4 separate regions of the Homo sapiens genome follow, and regions 1, 2 and 4 are each linked to region 3. A link is a loop called in an ENCODE intact Hi-C map of the cell type or tissue named here. Cell type or tissue: heart right ventricle. All regions are shown on one strand.

Region 1 (5,000 bases), 1.7 Mb before region 3:
GGCTGGTTCAACATATGCAAATCAATAAATATAATTCATCACATAAACAAAACCAATGACAAAAACCACATGATTATCTCGATAGATTCTGAAAAGGCCTTCGATAAAATTCAACAACGCTTCATGCTAAAAACTCTCAATAAACTAGGTATTGATGGAATGTATCTCAAAATAGTAAGGGCTATTTATGACAAACCCACAGCCAATATCATACTGAATGGGCAAAAGTCGAAGCATTCCCTTTTAAAACCGGCACAAGACAAGGATGCCCTCTCTCACCACTCCTATTCAAGATAGTATTGGAAGTTCTGGCCAGGGCAATCAGGCAAGAGAAAGAAATAAATGGTGTTCAAATAGGAAGAGAGGAAGTTAAATTGTCTCTGTTTGCAGATGACACAATCGTATATTTAGAAAACCCCATCGTCTCAGCCCCAAATCTCCTTAAGCTGATAAGCAACTTCAGCAAAGTCTCAGGATACAAAATCAATGTGCAAAAATCACAAGCATTCCTATACACCAATAATAGAGAGCCAAATCATGAGTGAACTCCCATTCACAATTGCTACAAAGAGAATAAAATATCTAGAATACAACTTACAAGGATGTGAAGGACCTCTTCAAGGAGAACTACAAACCACTGCTCAAGGAAATAAGAGAGGACACAAACAAATGGAAAAACATTCCCTGCTCATGGTTAGGAAGAATCAATATCATGAAAATGGCCTTACTGCCCCAAAGTAATTTATAGATTCAATGCTATCCCCATCAAGCTACTAATGACTTTCTTCACAGAATTAGAAAAAGCTACTTTAAATTTCATATGGAACCAAAAAAGAGCCTGTATAGCCAAGACAACCTTAAGCAAAAGAACAAAGCTGGAGGCATCACGCTACCTGACTTCAAACTATATTACAAGGCTACAGTAACCAAAACAGCATGGTACTGGTACCAAAACAGGTATATAGACCAATGGAACAGAACAGAGGCCTTAGAAATAATGCCACACATCTACAACCATCTGATCTTTGACAAACCTGACAAAAACAAACAATGGGGAAAGGATTCCCTATTTAATAAGTGGTGTTGGGAAAACTGGCTAGCCATATGCAGAAAACTGAAACTGGACCCCTTCCTTACACCTTATAAAAAAATTAACTCAAGATGGATTAAAGACTTCAATGTAAGACCTAAAACCATAAAAACCCTTGAAGAAAACCTAGGCAATACCATTCAGGACATAGGCATTGGCAAAGACTTTGTGACTAAAACACCAAAAGCAATTGCAACAAAAGCCAAAATTGACAAATGGGATCTAATTAAAGAGCTTCCGCATAGCAAAAGAAACTATCATCAGAGTGAACAGACAACCTACAGAATGGGAGAAAATTTCTGCTATCTATCCATCTGACAAAGGGCTAATATCCAGAATCTACAAGGAACTTAAATTTACAAGAAAAAAACCAACCTCATCAAAAAGTGGGCAAAGGATTTGAACAGACAATTCTCAAAAGAAGAAATTTATGCAGCCAACAAACATATGAAAAAAACCTCATCATCACTGGTCATTAGAGAAATGCAGACAAAACCACAATGAGACACCATCTCATGCCAGTTAGAATGGTGATCATTAAAAAGTCAGGAAACAACAGATGCTGGAGAGGATGTGAAGAAATAGGAATGCTCTTACACTGTTGGTGGGAGTGTAAATTAGTTCAACCATTGTGGAAGAGTGTGGCGATTCCTCAAGGATCTAGAACCAGAAATACCATTTGACCCAGCAATCCCATTACTGGGTATATACCTAAAGGATTATAAACCATTCTATAAAGACACATGCACACATATGTTTATTGCAGCACTATTCACGATAGCAAAGACTTGGAACCAACCCAAATGCCCATCAATAACAGACTAGATAAAGAAAATGTGGCACATATACACCATGGTATACTATGCAGTCATAAAAAAGGATGAGTTCATGTCCTTTGCAGGGACGTGGATGAAGCTGGAAACCATCATTCTCAGCAAACTCACACAGGAACAGAAAACCAAACACTGCATGTTCTCACGCATAGGTGGGAGCTGAACAGTGAGAACACATGGACACAGGGAGGGGAACATCACACCTGGGGACCTGTTGGGGAGTGGGGCTGGGCGGGGGACAGCATTAGGAGAAATACCTAATGTAGATGACAGGTTGATGGGTGCAGCAAACCATGGCACATGTATCCCTATGTAACAAACCTGCACGTTCTGCACATGCATCCCAGAACTTAAAGTATAATAATAATAAAAAAATTTACTAAGTTTACTCCCCCTTCCTGCTTTGTCTTCTCTTTAGCCAACCTTCCAACCTTTTTTTTTTTTTTTTTTGAGACGGAGTCTCGCTCTGTCACCCAGGCTGGAGTATAGTGGCGCAATCTTGGCTCACTGCAAGCTCTGCCTCCCGGGTTCACACCATTCTCCTGCCTCAACCTCCCGAGTAGCTGGGACTACAGGTGCCTGCCACCACGTCCGGCTAATTTTTTGTATTTTTAGTAGAGACGGGGTTTCACCGTGTTAGCCACGATGGTCTCGATCTCCTGACGTCGTGATCCGCCCCCCTCGGCCTCCCAAAGTGCTAGGATTACAGGCTTGAGCCACCGCGCCCGGCCCCTTTCAACGTTTTTGTCAAGGGAGAAGGCAGGCCCTAGCCCCAAGGCTCTGCGCTCCTTCTAACCCCACTGGGGCTGGAATGCCCCCCGCCCCAACGTGTGGCACCAGGAGTGGGGGGCACAGCTCTGCGACCTGTGCCTGTACCCCCTCCTCCTGCCCCACTCTGAAGCTGTCTGTGCTTTTTCGAGCCATCACCTAGGCTCTGCCTTCCTCCCCTCACCTCTTTCTCGCTTGCTCCCGCGCGCTCTCTCCACTTAGTGGTTCATTTACTGCTCAATCTGTGATTAATTAAAACAATTTAAATAACTGTGCTGACGCTAAATTCATTTCCAGCCACCTCCGCCGCGCAGGGCTGCGTGAGCACAGGAGAGCCGCGGTGCGGGCTCGCGCTGACCGCCAGGGGGAGCTGTGGTCTCAGGTTTGACTGGAAGCTTGGCGTCGGATGGCGGGGTTGGGTGCAGGAAAAAGGTTAAAACATGCAAGTTCTCCCCTCCCGCCCACTTTGCCTTCTTCCACCTGGGATTCTACCGTGTCCGTGCCCTCGCAGTCCCCAAAGATTCGCTGGGTTAATCCAGAATAAAAAATGTCAGGGAAGCAAACTCCTTTCTCCTGCCTGAGGTCAGCCCCAGGATATTCCCAGAACACCTGGGGCCCGGGGACCAGGAAGGTCATGCTTGCAGGAGGGGAAACACAGGCACAGACTGTGAGAAAGGAAGACCTGCCCATGGCCTCCCTTGGTGGGGGAAGGGTAGATCCTAAATTCAATGACTGGTGTCCTTATAAGAGGAGGGGACACAGAGAGACACATATACTGTGTCAAGGGCCGGGCGCAGTAGCTTACGCCTATAATCCCAACATTTTGGGACGCAGAGGCAGGTGGATCACCTGAGGTCAGGAGTTTGAGACCAGCCTGGCCAACATGGTGAAACCCCGTCTCTACTCAAAATACAAAACATTAGCTGGGCATGGTGGCAGGCGCCTGTAATTCCAGCTACTTGGGAGGCTGAGGCAGGAGAATTGCTTGAACCCAGGTGGCAGAGGTTGCAGTGAGCCAAGATTGCACCATTGCACTCTAGTCTGGGCGACAGAGCAAGACTCTGTTTCAAAAAAAAAAAAAAATGCCATGTGAAGATGGGGCAGTGATTGGTGTGATGCTGCCATGAGCAAGGGAACCCAAAAACTGGAAGAGACAAGGAAAGATCCTTCCCTGATCCTTCAGAGGGAGCGTGGCCCTGCCAACACCTCAATTTCAGGCTGCTAGCCTCCAGAACTGTGAGAGAATAAAAATAAGCTGGTTTAAGCCTCCCAATTTGTGGTCGTTTGTTATGGCAGGGCTAGGAAACTGTGACAAGGTGTTAGAAAGAAACCAGTATCTAGGAGCCTACTCAGTGCTGGGCGCTTTGCTAGATGGGTTCATGAACGTTTTCTCATTTAAGCCTCACCACAGTCACGTGCTGCAGGTTAAATTAACATCCTCATCTGTCTTGCAGGGCCAAACAGCTGGGAAGAGGCAGAACCAGGTTCAAGAGCAGGCCAGCCTCGGTCGGCAACTGGGGGTCTCAGCAGGTTGCCTACCTCATGCTCTAGGGCCCCGCCGTTTCCTGGAACCTTGCCTTGAACAGAAATGAGAACAAGGATGTGTAAGTTTGCTGGGTAGGGGAGGGACAAGAGCTCAGACATGGTCAGGAGGACCAGGCACGGCTGGAGGATGCTTGCTGTGTGGGCATGCTCTGGTGGAGAGAAGACAGCTCCACCCAGGCTGCTCCCTCACACAGAACTTCAGGACTCTGCACTCGGGAGCAGTGGCCCGCCTTATGGGTTAGCATGGTATGAGATTGGTATGAGTCAAAGTGACCTTGGGTAAGTGACTTCACTTCTCCATGCCTCGAATCTCACTGGGGCCAATTTTGCCCCCCAGGAAACACTTGGCAATATCTAGAGATATTTTTGCTTGTCACAACTGGGTGGAGGGTGCTACTGGCTTTGAGTGGGTAGAGACCAGGGATGCCGGCCAATGTCCTGCAATGTACGAGACAGGCCCTTACGACAAAGAATTATCCAGCCCAAAGGTCAATAGTGCCAAAGCTGAGGGACTGTCTCTACACAGTCTGCCCCATCAGTTCCCTTAGCTCATCCCCAGCCACTGTCCCCTGGCCCCCTCCACTTAGCCACACTGGCCTCCTCTGTGCCCCGAACATACCCTTTCTGAGAGCATTTACACTGGCTAGTTCATCCTCTCTGCCTGGCTGGCTCATTCCATGTCCTCCAGGCCTTTGCTCAGACGCCACCTTCTCAATGGGATCTAGTCCAACCACCCTATTTACAGCTGCAACCTGCGCCTCCTC
Region 2 (5,000 bases), 190 kb before region 3:
CCTATTTTTATGAACAAGATCCCAAACAAAAATAAACAGAAAGCAAAAATAAAATGAAAAAGATAAACCAAACAATGTTGAATTTATTATTTACTTCCTGATAGGCAAGAGAACAGATGCCCATGTAAAAATTTACTGAGTGCATCACAAAGAGAAAAATTAGGAGTTTTTAAGTGCAGAAGTGGGATAAAAGAGGTGGAATGAGAGATAGAGTCTGAAAACTGTTTTCTGGGCAGGACCTAATGAGTTCATAGATTTGTACAAAGTTGTTGAAAACGATAGCGTAGTTCATTGGCCGGAAAAGAAGAGTGTTTCTTTAGTCCTGTCGTGGTCCATTCAGGCTGCTAACAACATAGCGTAAACAGAACGGGTCATAAACAGAAATTTATTTCTCACAGTTCTGGAGGCTGGGAAGTTCAAGTTGCTGGCAGACTCAGCTTGGTGTCTTGGTGATTGCCCTTTTCCTGGTTCTTGGATTACCCTTCTTGCTGTGTCCTTACTTGGTAGAAGAGGCAGGGTAGCTCTCTGTGCCTCTTTTATAAGGGCATTAATCTCACTAATGAGGACTTCGCCCTCATGATATTATCACTCACCGTGATGGTTAAGATTGAGTGTCAACTTGATTGGATTGAAGAATGGAAAGTGTTGTTCCTGGGTGTGTCTATGAGGGTGTTGCCAAAGGAGATTAACATTTGAGTCAGTGGACTAGGAAAGACAGACCCACCCTCAATCTGGGTGGGGACAATCTAATCAGCTGCCAGCACGGCCGGAATAAAAGCAGGCAGAAGAACGTGGAAAGACTAGACTAGTTTAGTCTTCTGGCCTCCATCTTTCTCCTATGCTGGATGCTTCCTGCCCTCCAACATTGGACTCCAAGTTCTTCAGCTTTGGGACTCGGACTGGCTTCCTTGCACCTCAGCTTATAGATGGCCTATTGTGGGACCTCAACTTGTGATTGTGTGAGTCAGTACTCCTTAATAACTTCCCTTTATAGAAGCATCTATCCTATTAGTTCTGTCCCTCTAGAGAATCCTGACTAATACACTCACAGAGGTACCACTTCCTAATACCACCACACTGAGGACTAGATTTCAACATAGGAGTTTGGAGGAACACAGACCCTCAGACCACAGCAGATCCAGTTAGAGTCTACCGTGATCATGACCCCTTTATGGCTTCAGCTGTTTCAAAGCAGTAGCATTGAAATACAAACTTTAGTTTTTTTGTTTTGTTCTGTTTTGTTTCGTTTTTGAGACAGAGTCTCACTCTGACTCAGGCTGGAGTGCAGTGGTGTGATCTCGGCTCACTGCAACCTCCGCCTCCCAGGTTCAAGCAATTCTCCTGCCTCAGCCTCCCGAGTAGCTGGGATTACAGGCACATGCCACCACGCCCAGCTAATTTTTGTATTTTTAGTAGAGACAGGATTTCACCATGTCTGTCAGGCTGGTCTCGAACTCCTGACCTTGTGATCAGCCCGCCTGGGCCTCCCAAAGTGCTGGGATTACAGGTGTGAGCCACCACGCCCAGCCAAACTTTAGTTTTGCTCTGTCCTGGGCAAGTGCTACAGGGGATGGAAAACTTGTTTTTACACTATATAGCATGCACTGCATAAGGCGACCAAGGCAGTCAAGGGCTTGGGAGAGCGTAAATAAGCAAGACAATTCAGATAGCGGTCAGTGCTATGAAAGATGTAAGACTGCAACACGATGGAGACTCAAAGGAAAGTTCAAAGGATGAGAAGCTTCCGCCAAGAGAAGATGCTGTGGAAGTGTTCTAAGCAGAGGGAAGGCAGATGCAAAGGAGAGAGCCTGTGATGTTTGATGGAGAGAAAGGAGGCCTCTGTGTGTCCGGGGGGTGGGGGTGTGGGTGGGGAAGAGAGTGTTAGGCAGTGGAATCATGTTCACGTGGGCCTTGCTGATGAATTGCAGGGAGAGAATAGAGGGAACGAGGAAATCAGCCACAGTTCCAGACTGGGATAGCATTACTGAGTGGAGTGTGGCTCTCCCCTTGAGCCCTAGGGTGCAGTTATCTGCATAGAGGCAGCGCCAAGAGAGGACAGAGACTTGAGGAGAGTTGCCTGCCCTCTCCCAGATTTGCCCTGTGATCCCAGAGAGCCGATTATCTTTCTTCACTGTGATTTTGCAGAACCTGCAGGCAGTTTGGAAACAGCACTGGCAAAGGAGAAAACGAGACTCAGATTTCTCATCCTAGCTGTGACAGAGATGCCAAGTAACCTAGTGGCTTTGTGCAAGTCCTTTAATCTCACAGAACCTCATGTTTCTCATCTGCAAAATGAGTGTAAGATTAGTTAAGCTGCCTACCTGTTAGGGTAGTTGTGAATATCAGTTGGGAAAATTGGTGGGAAAAGAGCTTGGAACCATTTAAAATATACAGATTTGTGAGGAATCAATGCTATGGATCTAACCAATTAAAATAGAATATGGTGGCATGATAGCTAATCTTTTAATGGAATCATTGTCATTTTCTTCTACCATTTTGAGCACTAACTGTGTTAAACACCGTACTGAGCACTTCCACATACATTAATCTTTGTTATATTTTAGAAGCAGCTCAGTCACTTTATTCATTTACGTAAGCTGTCAAGTAGCATTTAACCAAGGGAAACGTCCTCAGTTAATCTTCACAACAGCACACACAAGCCATCTCCATTTTATGGGTAGGGAAACTGAGGCACATCAGTTCAATTCATTGCCCAGGACCCAATAACCTATAAGTGGAAAAATTCCAGATCCACAGCCAGGGCTTTTTGGCTTCAGAGCTCATCAAAGACCATATGCAAAGCTTTCTCTCAGCACAGCTTTATACAGCTGTTGAGCATCAATGCTGTCTATAAATTAGTGTTCAAACTTGGCATCTGTGCTGAAGAGCTTAAAAGTTAATTTCTCGTATTTGTCCTTGGACCTGTGTTAGCCACGGAGTGGGCATCGCCTTGCACAAAGTAGCACCTTTTAAATGAGAGCCTTCACTAGAGATTGAGCAACTGCTGCGTACTTTGCAAATAGAAAGTGTCTTGTGACTGCCACCCAGTTGGAAGATGTAGAGCCCTTGTCAGCACCTGGGTTTGGAGGGTCTCTTAATTATGTCAGGAGTCTGGGCACACTGATATTTATTAGCTCTATACTATGCAGATGTGGACCACAGAGGCTGGGTACCTGGAGTCATTGTTTAAAATAAAGGATCTTGAGTGCAGCTGTGTGGCTGTGAATCCCAGCCCCAAGACATCCCAACTAGGTCACCTTGGAAAAGTGGTTCAATCCCTCTGTCTGCAGTTTCCTCATCTGCAAAATGGGTATGATCATACTGCCTACTTCATAGGGTTGCTGCTGTTGTGGGGGTGGGTGTTGATTTGGAACTATCCACATAAATAAAGCATATTGCCCAGTACTTGGACCAGCACTCAGACTTGGCTGTCATCACCATTAGGTTGAACCATTTTATCACCTCCACAAATGTCAGATGTAGACACATTAAAAAATTCCATGCTCAGGCCGGGCACGGTGGCTCACACCTGTAATCCCAGCACTTTGGGAGGCCGAGGTGGGAGGATCACCTGAGGTCAGGAGTTCAAGACCAGCCTGGCCAACATGGTGAAACCCCGTCTCTACTAAAAATACAAAAATTAGCTGGACATAGTGGCGCGCGCCTGTAATCCCAGCTGCTAGGGAGGCTGAGGCAGGAGAATCACTTGAACCCGGGAGGTGAAGGTTGCAGCGAGCCGAGATCGCACCACTGCACTCCAGCCTGGGCGACAGAGCAAGACTATGTCTCAAAAAAAAAAAAAAAAAAAAAAAAGGCCACCATGCTTGTAGAGCTATCCATTTGGATAGAGATGGTTTTAGCAGGAAGGAATTTGAAAGAGGACCCTCGAGTTATGTGCCAGAGCACTGCTACTCTTCTCACTTACACAGGCATTAAACACAATTTTGAATTTAATGGGATACTCTGATAATTTCTCTTTTGTCCTGAAAATGGATTGTTAGAGAGGAAGCATCACAGCAGAGTATGTTGCCTTTCAAAACAGGGTGCGCATTGCCCACCCGCCGCCCGCATTTCCCTCCTCCCTCCCTGTGGAGATTCAGCTTTTATCAGATACTGTTCAAAGCCCCCAGGACAAGGACAGGACGTCCTTTCATATGAAAGTAATTTAAAACATGTTTTGTTTTGTTTTGTTTTCAGTTAGCACACAACCATATTATGAGGTAAAATTTAAAATGTGCACAATTGATTAAAAATTGAGACTTCAAAGAAATCACTCGCTCATTGGCAGGCTAATTTGGGCTGTATATTCGTTCTCAAGGGCTCTTAGGAATTGTGTAAGTGAAAGAATTTGCAAAGCTCCCGGAGCTTGCAGCCTGTGCCTTCAGACACAGCAGCACGGAGTCCCCACTCTGCTTCCTGTTTACTGTGCAACTGGAGTTTGTTACTTAGAGGCTTAGTTTCCTCTGCTGAAAATCAAGATAGCACTTTCCATTTCAAAGGGTTTGAGGGGACAAAGGAGATTCACAGATGTAAAGGGAAAGTGTGGTGCCCAGGAGGTGGTTTGCACCCAGTGTAGTCCCCCCACTCCTTTGCCTTCACTTGAAAGACGCAAAAGTGTCACTGGCAATGTTGTGCACAGAGCAGACGTCAGAGAATCAAGATGGGCCTGCTTCCTGCCATGGACTTTGGACCCTGCAGCCCCAGCTTCTTGCTCTTTGTGCCTCTCAGCTATAGGGGCTTAATCTGGGAGCTTGGAGTGTCACCATGCCTCCCTTGCATCTCCCTCAGTGATGCATTGGCTCATCTGTCACCTGCCAGTGGCCGACAAGGCCCCATCAGTCTTGCTGTTACCTATTTATCTACCTGCTTTTTCTTCTTTCTGTCATCACTCATTTAGTAATTCAACACTATTCTGGCACCCACTCTGTTCAGAACACTGCCACTGATACTTTTGTATCTTTCTATTTTGAAATATTCCATGAAACTCTTCTTACCATTTG
Region 3 (5,000 bases):
AGTGATGCAGACAGCATCACCCCAGGTAGACTTTTGTTTCCAACATTCACATATTTTTCTATTCCCTTTTTTAGTGTTATTTTTTTCTCCCTGACTCCAAGGTCCCATCAGGGTACCTGTCTACACATGTCTGGCCTCTAAGTGTAAGAGGCCAAGCTGATTGAACATACGGCACGTCCGTTCCTCCATCAGGAAAATGGGGAGAATGACAGCTAGTGCTCAAGGTTATTGAGAGAATTCTGGGAAGCTCCTGGCACACTGCAGCACATCTGTAATTATAGTTGTTGTAGCTCTTGTGTTTACTGTTTATTTTACCGTTCCTTGTAACTTAGCAGCCTCTAAGTTTGTGTAAGTCCTCTCTGGCTGGTCACTGCCTTAGGAGATCAGCAGAGCTTTTTTATACCTTTGTGGAGAGAGAAGTGTAGGACTTTGGGGCTGGAAGGGGATCTTCAAATCATTTAATATACTCACCACCTGGCTTTGAAACGAGGAGTCCAAGGCTTATAGTGGGATACAACTTCATATCACATGTTCAGTTGGAAGCAGGGAAAGATGAGAACCAGCAAGGTAAGTGTTTTGATGCCTGTTTTATAGGTAAAGGAACTGAGTGAGTCAACGTTGAAAGCAGGGATTTGATCCACAGCTGGTTGATCAAGTGTCACTGGAGGCAGAGCCCCACAACAGGCCCGGCGGATGATGCATGGATGGCCCAGGTCCCGCGGCTCACCCTCCCTGTCTCTTCCAGGCTCCAGATGCTGGAGGCCATCTGCAAGCACTGGGAGGGGCCCATCAGCCTGGCCCTCTACCTGTCAGACGCCGAGGCCCAGCAGTTCCTCCGCTACGCACAGGGCTCTGAGGTGCTTATGAGCCGCCACAACGTGGGCTACCACATCGTGTACAAGGAGGGCCAGTTCTACCCCGTGAACCTGCTGCGCAACGTGGCCATGAAGCACATCAGCACTCCCTACATGTTCCTGTCTGACATTGACTTCCTGCCCATGTATGGGCTCTATGAGTACCTCAGGTAAGGACCTGCAGGGGCCTGGCCATCAGGCCAGAAGGCACATAGGGCCATGCAGTGCCAGGACCAAAAGGCCCTTAGGGTCATCATCTAGTCCAACAGGTTTCTTTTCCAGATGGGGCAGCAGAGACCCAGAAAGGGGAAGGGACCTGCCCACAGCCACCCAGCAATAGAGTTCTCAGTGAACAGACTGAAACCTGAGTTTGCAGAAGGAAATGTTGATGGCAGAGCTTGGTCCAGCGAACATCTCTTTTTGTCTGCCAGTCTATTGCTTTTTCTGTAGCATCTATGAAAACATACCCTCCTCAGGCAGGCACGCGATGGCTCTCGCCTGTAATCCTAGCACTTTGGGAGGCTGAGGCAGGTGGATCACGAGGTCAGGAGTTCGAGACCATCCTGGCCAACATGGTGAAACCCCCCCCCTACTAAAAATACCAAAAAAATTAGCTGGGCTTGGTGGCATGTGCCCGTAATCCCAGCTACTTGGGAAGCTGAGGCAGGAGAATCTCTTGAACCAGGGAGTCGGAGGTTGCAGTGAGCCGAGATTGCTCCACTGCACTCCAGCCTGGTGACAGAGCAAGACTCCTTCTCAAAAAATAATAATAATAAATAGAAGAAAACATACCCTCCTTCTTCTGGTTTTGGACCAGACAACCTTCATATAACCCAAGAAAGATTATTGCCCAGTCTTTTAAACAAATCTAAGTGATGATGATGCCTAGTGCTTATGGAAGTGTTTGCTGCGCGCCAGGCACTGTTCTGAGTGCTTGAGAGGTAGGATCTCATTTCCTCCCCCAAAGTCCCTGCCGTGGGTAGTATTATCACCTTCCTTTTCTAAATGGGGAACTGTGGGACCGAGACCAGGAGCCGTTGGCCCGGGGTTACTCATCTAGGAAAGGGAAACTGGGGTGGAAACAGCCAGTCTGGCTGCAGAGCCAAGTGCATAAGCACCATGACAACTGCTTCTGTGAATCTCCAGTGTCCCTTTCCAGCTCCCCCCACATCATGGGACGGGGTGTCAGCAGCTGGAGAAAGCACTCGGCTAATGGAAGGCTTAGATGGCTGTGTGAAGAGTGCATTTATTACAGAATAGTACACAATTCGGATTGATAGGAGCCATGGAAGTCATATGGCCCAAAGGTCCCATTTCACACATGAGAAAACTAAAGTCACACAGTATCATGGTCCAATGACATTTTAAAAAAATCCTTTATTTACTGCCATTGGTCAGCATGAATTATGCCAATACCTAGTGAGTGCCTGCCTAGATCCAGGTACCATGAGAGGTGATTTGCATATATCATCCCATTGGTTCTACACATCGAACCCCAGAGGCAGGTATAGCTACCTGCATTCTACAGGAAGGAAGAGTGGGGCCCAGAGAAGCAAAATAACAGTCCAAGTCCAGAGAGCTCACGCCAGGGTGTGAACCAGCGTCTGCAGCCCCAGGTCTGCCCGTCACCCTGCTACACGTTGTTGGGCTGCGCTGGGGTTTCTGTTTGTCGCAAACCAGGCAAGGTCTGATTTCTTTCTCTCTCGTTCTCTTGCTCTCCCTCCCTCCTTCTGACTCCGTCTCTCTGTCTCTTAGTATCTTTCTCTTACTGCCTCTGTCTCTTTCTCTCTGAAAAGAGCTTCTAGGAGTCTTTAAACTTTCTGTCGGGAAGCCAAAGCGTAGGTTTAGCCTGCATACCCTCCGTGCCCTGCGCTGTCTGGAGCAAGGTCAGGCAGCCTGTGTTCTCTCTCCAGCTTCTGAGTCCGTGTCCTTCCAGGGACATCTCCGGGTTTCCTAGTGTTAATCCCTCCCCTGGGGCGGGAGGAGTCCCTACCAGACTCTGTTAAAAACAGTAGGGTCAGCGACCCCTAGGCAGCATGACCCTGAATCGGGAATGGGAGGTGCTGTGGTACCCAGCACCATGAGCCTCAACCCCTGACCCACCAGGCTGCAGAAATGGAGCACTCCCTCCAGCCCCAGCGCCTGTGCCAGTGCCTGCTGGGTCTTAGAATCCAGTGTGTGGAGCCAGGGTGCCCCCATGTGGCCAGACGGGGCTTGCAGCCTCTGATGCCTGCAGATTCTGAAACTTGGGCAGCTTCCGGGATGACAGGCTCCCAAGGGAACAGATAGATGATGGGAGTGAGTGCCACCCTAGACTAAGAAAAGAGGCTTCAGGATTGGACCCCTGCCCACCCTCCACCCCTCTGGGACTCTTCTTCGCTCCAGCCAATTGAAAGTGAGCTGGCCCCGTATGAGTCTGTGGTCTCTACTCCCTGTGCAAGGACTATTTAATTATTTGACCTCATGGGCATCATGTTTTAAAAAGCAATACGTATGAACAGTTTTTTTTTCTTTGTCTTTCTATGTTTTATTAATTAAAGGCATCGTTCACTGCTAATCCAGACCCTACTTGAAGTGAGGTAGCTAGTGTGCCCTTCTACTTAGCACTTGCTTAATGCAGAGTCACTTGAGGTGGTAGTTGGCCTTAGCTACCTTATCACAGGAAGGTATGTGGTTCCCCTCAGGGGTTTTGAAATATTGCAAATTGCTTTTAAAACTTTATTACTTTCTTCCCAGACTTTTCCCAAGAATGCTGAGTACAATTCAATAGAGAGACCAGAGCCCTGGTCTCAGGGAGCCAGTCGTCTCTCCACACAATCGTGCCATTATTGCTTTATGGACGCAGGGAAGGTTACTAGGTATTCATATTTTTCAAGAGGAGTTGGGAATCTGGATTTTCATATAAAATGTTTTTTTAATGTTGGCAACTAATTTTTAAAAATTGTTTTTAGATGATGATTTGGAGCAAAAAAATCATTTCAAATGCTGTTGAGGCCGACAAAATATGCCTTCAGGCTGCCTTGACTCCTCACACCCCCACCCCAAACTACCAGAGTGTAACCTCTGACCTAGACAATTCCTAGGCACCAAAGTATTTATGAGAATCAATGAGGAATGTCATTCTCTCGGAAGCCCCAAATAAGCAGACACTGTTCTTTTCATATGACATAATCATATCAACTTACCCTTGGCTTCAGGGACATTTTTTCTGGTGAGTAGATGGATTCATTTCTGACCCAGACGTTACCAGTGGATGCCCCTTGTGCACACCATAGCATCACTGGTGGGAGTTGAGGTTAAGGGTGCTGTTTGCTGTGGCAGCTGAGGACTCCAATGAAGCCCCCAGACCCTTCTAGAAACTGACTTTCTCAGCACTGATCTCCCATAAAATTCTGTACCCAAGCTCTGTCAAGATATTAATATTGGCCAGGTGCAGTGGCTAACACCTGTCACCCAGCATTTTAGGAGGCTGAGGTGGGAGAATTGCTTGAACCCAGGAATTCGAGACCAGCCTGAGCAATATAGTGAGACCCCATCTCTACAAAAAATTTCAAAAATTGGCCAGGCGCGGTGGCTCACGCGTGTAATCCCAGCACTTTGGGAGGCCGAGGCCGGTGAATCACGAGGTCAGAAGATCGAGACCATCCTGGCCAACATGGTGAAACCCCATCTCTACTGAAATACCATAAATTAGCTGGGCATGGTGGTGCATGCCTGTAGTCCCAGCTACTAGGGAGGCTGAGGCAGGGGAATCGCTTGAACCCCGGAAGGCAGAGGTTGCAGTGAGCTGACATCGCACCACTGCACTCCAGCCTGGCAACAGAGTGAGACTCCATCTCCAAAAAAAAGAAAAAAAATTGCTGAGCATTGTGGAACATGCCTGTTGTTTCAGCGACTTGGGAGGTTGAGACAGGATGATCTCCTGAGCCCAGGCAGCTGAAGCTAGAGTGAGCCATGATTGTGCCACTGCACTCCATCCTGAACAGCAGGGCAACACCCTATCTCAAAAAAACACATTTGTTAATTACTTAAGAATGATGACAGTTACAAGTTACTGAGCCCTTACCATGTGCCAGAAACCCTGCCAGCTGCACTCAGTCTGTCATTACCTCTGTTCTTCACACTGCTCTTTAAGGTAACTACCAT
Region 4 (5,000 bases), 170 kb before region 3:
AGCTTATGGACGAGAGGAATGAGGGGCCCTTCCGGGGAGGTGAGGGAGAGCATGTGCCCACACGGGGCTGAGAGGCTTCAGTTAAGAGACCAGGCTTGTCAGGACAGCATGCACTGGTGTGTTTTGACAGAGAGGAGAACGTGGAGCAAAAGGAATAGATTCTAAGATCTTTGAGGGCAAAGACTGCTCATTCCTGTTTATTATTCCCAATACCTGAAATAGAGTAAATACATCATAAATGTTCACTTGAAAGTTGTGTGGCAGGTTGAAGCCAAGCCAAGGAGTTTAGGGTTGAAGCCACAGCAAGAGAGGGCTTGTCTGCCTTTTTAGAGTTCAATAATAATGCCATGATGTATTTAACTTTTATTTTGGTTTCAGGGGTACATGTGTAGGTTTGTGATATAAGTAAATTACATGTCATGAGGGTTTGGTGTACAGATTATTTTGTCACCCAAAGAGTAAACATAGTAGGCCAGGCCCAGTGGCTCATGCCTGTAATCCCAGCACTTTGTGAGGCTGAGGCGGGTGGATCACAAGGTCAGGAGATCAAGACCATCCTGGCTAACGTGGTGAAACCCCATCTCTACTAAAAAATACAAAAAATTAGCCGGGCGTGGTGGCAGGAGCCTGTAGTCCCAGCTACTCGGGAGGCTGAGGCAGGAGAATGGCGTGAACCCGGGAGGTGGAGCTTGCAGTGAGCCAAGATCGCACCACTGCACTCCAGCCTGGGTGACAGAGCGAGACTCCGTGTCAGAAAAAAAAAAAAAAAAAAAGAGTAAACATAGCACCCAATAGATGGTTTTTTGTTTTTTGTTTTTTGTTTTTTGTTTTTAAGATGGAGTCTCACTCTGTCGCCCAGGCTGGAGTGCAGTGGTGCGATCTTGGCTGACTGCAACCTCCACCTCCCAGGCTCAAGCAATTCCCCTGCCTTAGCCTCTCGAGTAGCTGGAATTACAGGTGCATGCCCCCATGCCTAGCTAATTTCTTTTGTATTTTTAGTAGAGAGGGGGTTTCACCATGTTGGCCAGACTGGTCTCGAACTCCTGACCTCAAGTGATCCACCCACCTCGGCCTCCTGAAGTGCTGGGATTACAGGCAATAGATAGTTTTTCTATCCTTATTCTCTTCCCACCCTCCACACCCAAGTGGGCCTAGTTTTCTGTTCTCTTCTTTGTGTTCATGTAAACTCAGTGTTTGGTTTTCACTTATTGGAGGTAAACATTTTGTGTTCCTGCGTTAGTGTGTTTACGATAATGGCATCCAGCTCCATCCGTATTGCTGCAAAGGACATGACCTTGTTCTTTTTTATGACTGCATAGTATTCTATGGTGTGTATGTACAATATTTTCTTTTTTCAGTCTACTGTTGATGGGCATCTAGGTTGATTCCATGCCTTTGCTATTGTGAATAGTGCTGCAGTGAACCTATGTGTGCATGTGTCTTTATGATAGAACTGTTTCTACTCCTTTGGGTATATACCCAATAATGAGATTGCTGGGTTGAATGGTAGTTCTAATTTCTTTGAGAAATTGCCCAGCTGCTTTCCACAGTGGCTGAACTAATTTACATTCCTACCAGCAGTGTATAAGCATTCCCTTTTCTCCAGAACCTCACCAGCATCTGTTATTTTTTTACTTTTTAATAATAGCCCTTTTGACTAATTCTGTGATTTTTAATTAATGAAACTTGCAGCTCCCGAGGTATGGTGAGTGTGGTGTTACAGGAAGATTGACCTGGCAATGGTATAAGTTGGTGAAAAGGTGTAAGTCGGAGGCAAATACTGATGGAGATTTGGGAGTCTGCTGTGGAATATAGGGGGGAGATTCCATGAGACTTTTGGGGAGGCAGCTTTGTGTGATGAAAATAACAGGACTTTGAAGTCAGACAAACCTGGATTTGAATCGTGGCTCTACCGTATTCTAGCTGTGTGCCCTAGGACAAGTAGCTTAAACTGTCAACTTCAGTTTCCTAATCCATACAAACGGGGATTAATATATGTATCTCAGAGAGCCGCTGGGAAAAATAAAATAGATGTATGCAGATCTTGTGTTCCTAGGAAATATTCAATAAATGTTTTGATTTTGTGTCCTCCTTTTTGCCAAAGGAATTATTGATCAGAAGTTGATAAGTAATGGGATTTGAGACTCCAGAATGTGCTGCCTAAAGATGGTGACTATAATAGAAAAATTAGATGTTGGGGTTTGTTTATTTGTGTTTTTAAAAGGAGATGGGAGCTTGCTGTGTTGCCCAGGCTGACCTTGAATTCCTGAACTCAAGTGATCCTCCTGCCTCAGTCTTCCAAGGGACTGGGACTAGAGGCATCACTGCACCCAGATCAATGGGTTTTTTTCATGTTAACTTTGAGTGACAGCCTAGTTGAGATGCCTGGGGTAGAATTGGTGATATGGGGCCAAAACTCAGCTGAGGCTTGAGAGGGGTGAATTGTGCAGAGACATTGATTTGGAGAGTCCTCAACAAAGGAATGAATGCTCTGATCAAAGAGTCACAAGATCAAAACAGAGACCAGGCTGTTGGTGTTCCATGCGCTCATCAACGCTGTTGATTAGCATTACCCCATCCTAGGAAACATGACAGGTTGCTTCCAGATGTTACCTTCAAGATCTGCATTCCTTTCAGATTGCTCGTCTTCTGCCACAGCTAGCAAGATTTGCCCGAACATTGAGGTCACAGCCTCAAATGAGCCCCTCAAAGCCTCAGAATGACAGGAGAGAAGCTTGGTCAGGCACTCCACTGGCATCTAAGGTAGACTGAGCTCTGCCAATTTCCAAAGACAGATGGGGCTGAAGAGCCAAGTTTTGGTAACATGGACAAAAACCAAAGCAATTCCAGATGTTAGAGCCGGAGCAGCCAGCGCCTCTGTTGCTTTCCACCCCTGTAGCATTAAAATTAGAGAGCAACAGCCAAGTAATGAAGCCTGGGTCACTCCCCATCTGTCTCACTAAATGCCATTTGGAACCAGTGCCTTTTCATTTGACAGTAAAATCAATGAATGAAATATCGCAGGGTTGAAAGTGATGCTGTTCAGAATTCATTATGGGCGATGCTCTATTCCAAAGGATGGAAGACTCAGCCCTCTGCACTTTACTTTCCGGTAACATCAACACATCTACTTAATGAAACTTGAACCTTCTGTTAATCCTTCACCTATTTGCTTTTAAACTGAGTCGTTTTGAGGAAAGTCTAAAGGCCTTCTCTCTGGATTCTGCCTCTTAATGAATTAGCTATCACAAAAAGTTGGAAGATGCAGCAGTTTAAGGAAAGAGGGACTAGTTAATTAGGAAAACAGCTTGAGATTGGAGGACTTTTGCCAATAATCACTGGGTCCCTTATCAGCCAACACCATTTCCTTTGAATTGTTCTTTCCTGTTGAGAAATGTCTCAGCACTGAGCACACCGAGCTGAGGGTCACAATTTGTACAAATTCAGATACAGCTATGAGGTGGGAGAGCAAAGAAGGGTGGCAAAGAGAAGAGGGAATGCCCTCACTCTTGGAATTAACACCTGCCTCTGGAAAAATGGAAGACACAGTTGAAACAATATCATTCCTTTATAAGTAATGAAAACTAGGATCAACATGAGAGAACAGACTCTTTTTTTTCAGAGAGTTTTGCTCTTGTTACCCAGGCTGGAGTACAATGGCACGATCTTGGCTCACTGCAACCTCCACCTCCCAGATTCAAGTGATTCTCTCCTGCCTCAGCTTCCCAAGTAGGTGGGATTACAGGCGTGCTCCACCACGCTCAGCTAATTTTTTTTGTTTTTAGTAGAGACTGCATTTCAACATGTTTGTCAGGCTGGTCTTGAACTCCTGACCTTGGGGGATCCATCCTCCTCAGCCTCCCAAAGTGCTGGGGTTACAGGCGTGAGCCACCATGCCTGGTGATAACAAACTCTTAAGGTGTGTGTGTGTAGTGTGTGTGTGTATGTGTGTGTGTGTGTGTGTGTAGAGAGAGAGAGGGGGTGAATGAGGCCAGGGCTCATTATCTGCTGCCCTTTCTACAACAGAAGTGTTCTTTCCTTGGGATAGTGGGTGTTTGATTTATGTAGGGGTATTAGACAAAAAAAGAAATACCTGGGATGACAAGTAACATTCACAGCTCATCTAAGAAATATCTTCAAATTTAATGCAGCCTTCCTTTTTTTTTTCCTTCAACAAATATTTATTGAGCACTTACTATATTCCCACCAGGTCCTAGAAATAATAAGTCATAGACTTCCCACAAGAGCCTGGGTGTTCAAGTATGACAGAGAGAGAGAGAGAGAGAGAGGCAAGAGAAAAAGCAAGAAAAAAAAACAGTGATGGGCATTAGAAGGCAACAAAGAAAGAGAGAACAAGAGTAAGGCAGGGCAGGGAAAGCTACTTCGGAGAGAGGGACATGAAGTAAGGCTTCTCCAAGGAGGAGAAATTCAAGCTGGAAACACAGAAAGGCGCTGACCATGACAAGAGTTGGGGTGAGCATTTCAGCATGTGCGTGGGCATGAGACAGGGCAGAGCTGGTGGTCTTGGAAGGGTGGAAAGTCCAACATGGCCGGGGTATAGGGAGTGACAGGTGGTGTTATGAAATTAGGATGGAAATGAGCGGGGACATATTGGGTAGGGACGTATAGGCTACCACAGTAAGTTTGGGTTTTTATGTCTAGACTTTTCGAGTAGGGAACTGGATGGGAGAAGACGTCATGGAAGAAAGGTGACCACTTAGCACCAGGTAAGAAAGTTGGTACAGCAGTATTTGCAGATGGAGGTGGCTAGATCCAAGATATATTTTGGAGTTAGCATGATAGGGATGCCATTGGTGAGAGAGAGGAGGAATTTGGGCAGACGCAGATTCCTGTTGTGAGCCACACTAGGAGGATGGAGTCACTGTCACTCAGCCTTTTAAGGAATGTTCTTGGCACATCAGCAGTGCACTTTGTCTGTGCCAGGGCTGGAGAAGCAAACAAGTGTAGAATGCAGTTCCTTCCCTCGCTGGCTTCACAGT

What was found. Hi-C counts contacts between places; a loop is a spot of excess contacts. Peaks named below come from ENCODE experiments on the same cell type or tissue, not always from the same donor. Only the 100,000 strongest peaks of a DNase experiment are listed, where the experiment ranks them.
Region 1: it touches region 3 in a loop (5-fold over the local background); 24 of 110 quality-filtered maps call a loop at or near these places.
Region 2: it touches region 3 in a loop (2.6-fold over the local background); 3 of 110 quality-filtered maps call a loop at or near these places.
Region 4: a loop joins it to region 3, with 4 times the contacts of the local background. A loop is called at or near these places in 11 of 110 quality-filtered maps.

The regions. Positions count from the first base shown.
Region 1 is chr22:35,022,281-35,027,280 of GRCh38, reverse strand. No RefSeq gene overlaps it. Among named protein-coding and RNA genes, the nearest start is that of LINC02885, 27 kb to the right of the region's middle. RefSeq lists an enhancer at 2,785-3,375. In heart right ventricle, CTCF peaks have their summits at 2,848 and 3,052 (motif pointing right); a DNase peak (open chromatin) is centred at 3,040; H3K27me3 peaks cover 2,722 bases.
Region 2 is chr22:33,491,968-33,496,967 of GRCh38, reverse strand. All of the region lies in intron 6 of LARGE1 (LARGE xylosyl- and glucuronyltransferase 1), which reads left to right. Among named protein-coding and RNA genes, the nearest start is that of MIR4764, 58 kb to the right of the region's middle. In heart right ventricle, no CTCF peak of the experiment used is centred here; no DNase peak of the experiment used is centred here; H3K4me3 peaks cover 718 bases; H3K27ac peaks cover 999 bases.
Region 3 is chr22:33,300,253-33,305,252 of GRCh38, reverse strand. It overlaps LARGE1 (LARGE xylosyl- and glucuronyltransferase 1), which reads left to right. Exons shown (of 15, transcript NM_133642.5): 12 at 746-1,024. Among named protein-coding and RNA genes, the nearest start is that of MIR4764, 130 kb to the left of the region's middle. RefSeq lists an enhancer at 4,991-5,000. In heart right ventricle, a CTCF peak has its summit at 3,049 (motif pointing left); DNase peaks (open chromatin) are centred at 3,052 and 4,945; H3K4me3 peaks cover 628 bases; H3K27ac peaks cover 873 bases.
Region 4 is chr22:33,465,660-33,470,659 of GRCh38, reverse strand. The region is part of intron 6 of LARGE1 (LARGE xylosyl- and glucuronyltransferase 1); the gene reads left to right. Among named protein-coding and RNA genes, the nearest start is that of MIR4764, 31 kb to the right of the region's middle. In heart right ventricle, a CTCF peak has its summit at 2,768; a DNase peak (open chromatin) is centred at 4,924; H3K27ac peaks cover 811 bases.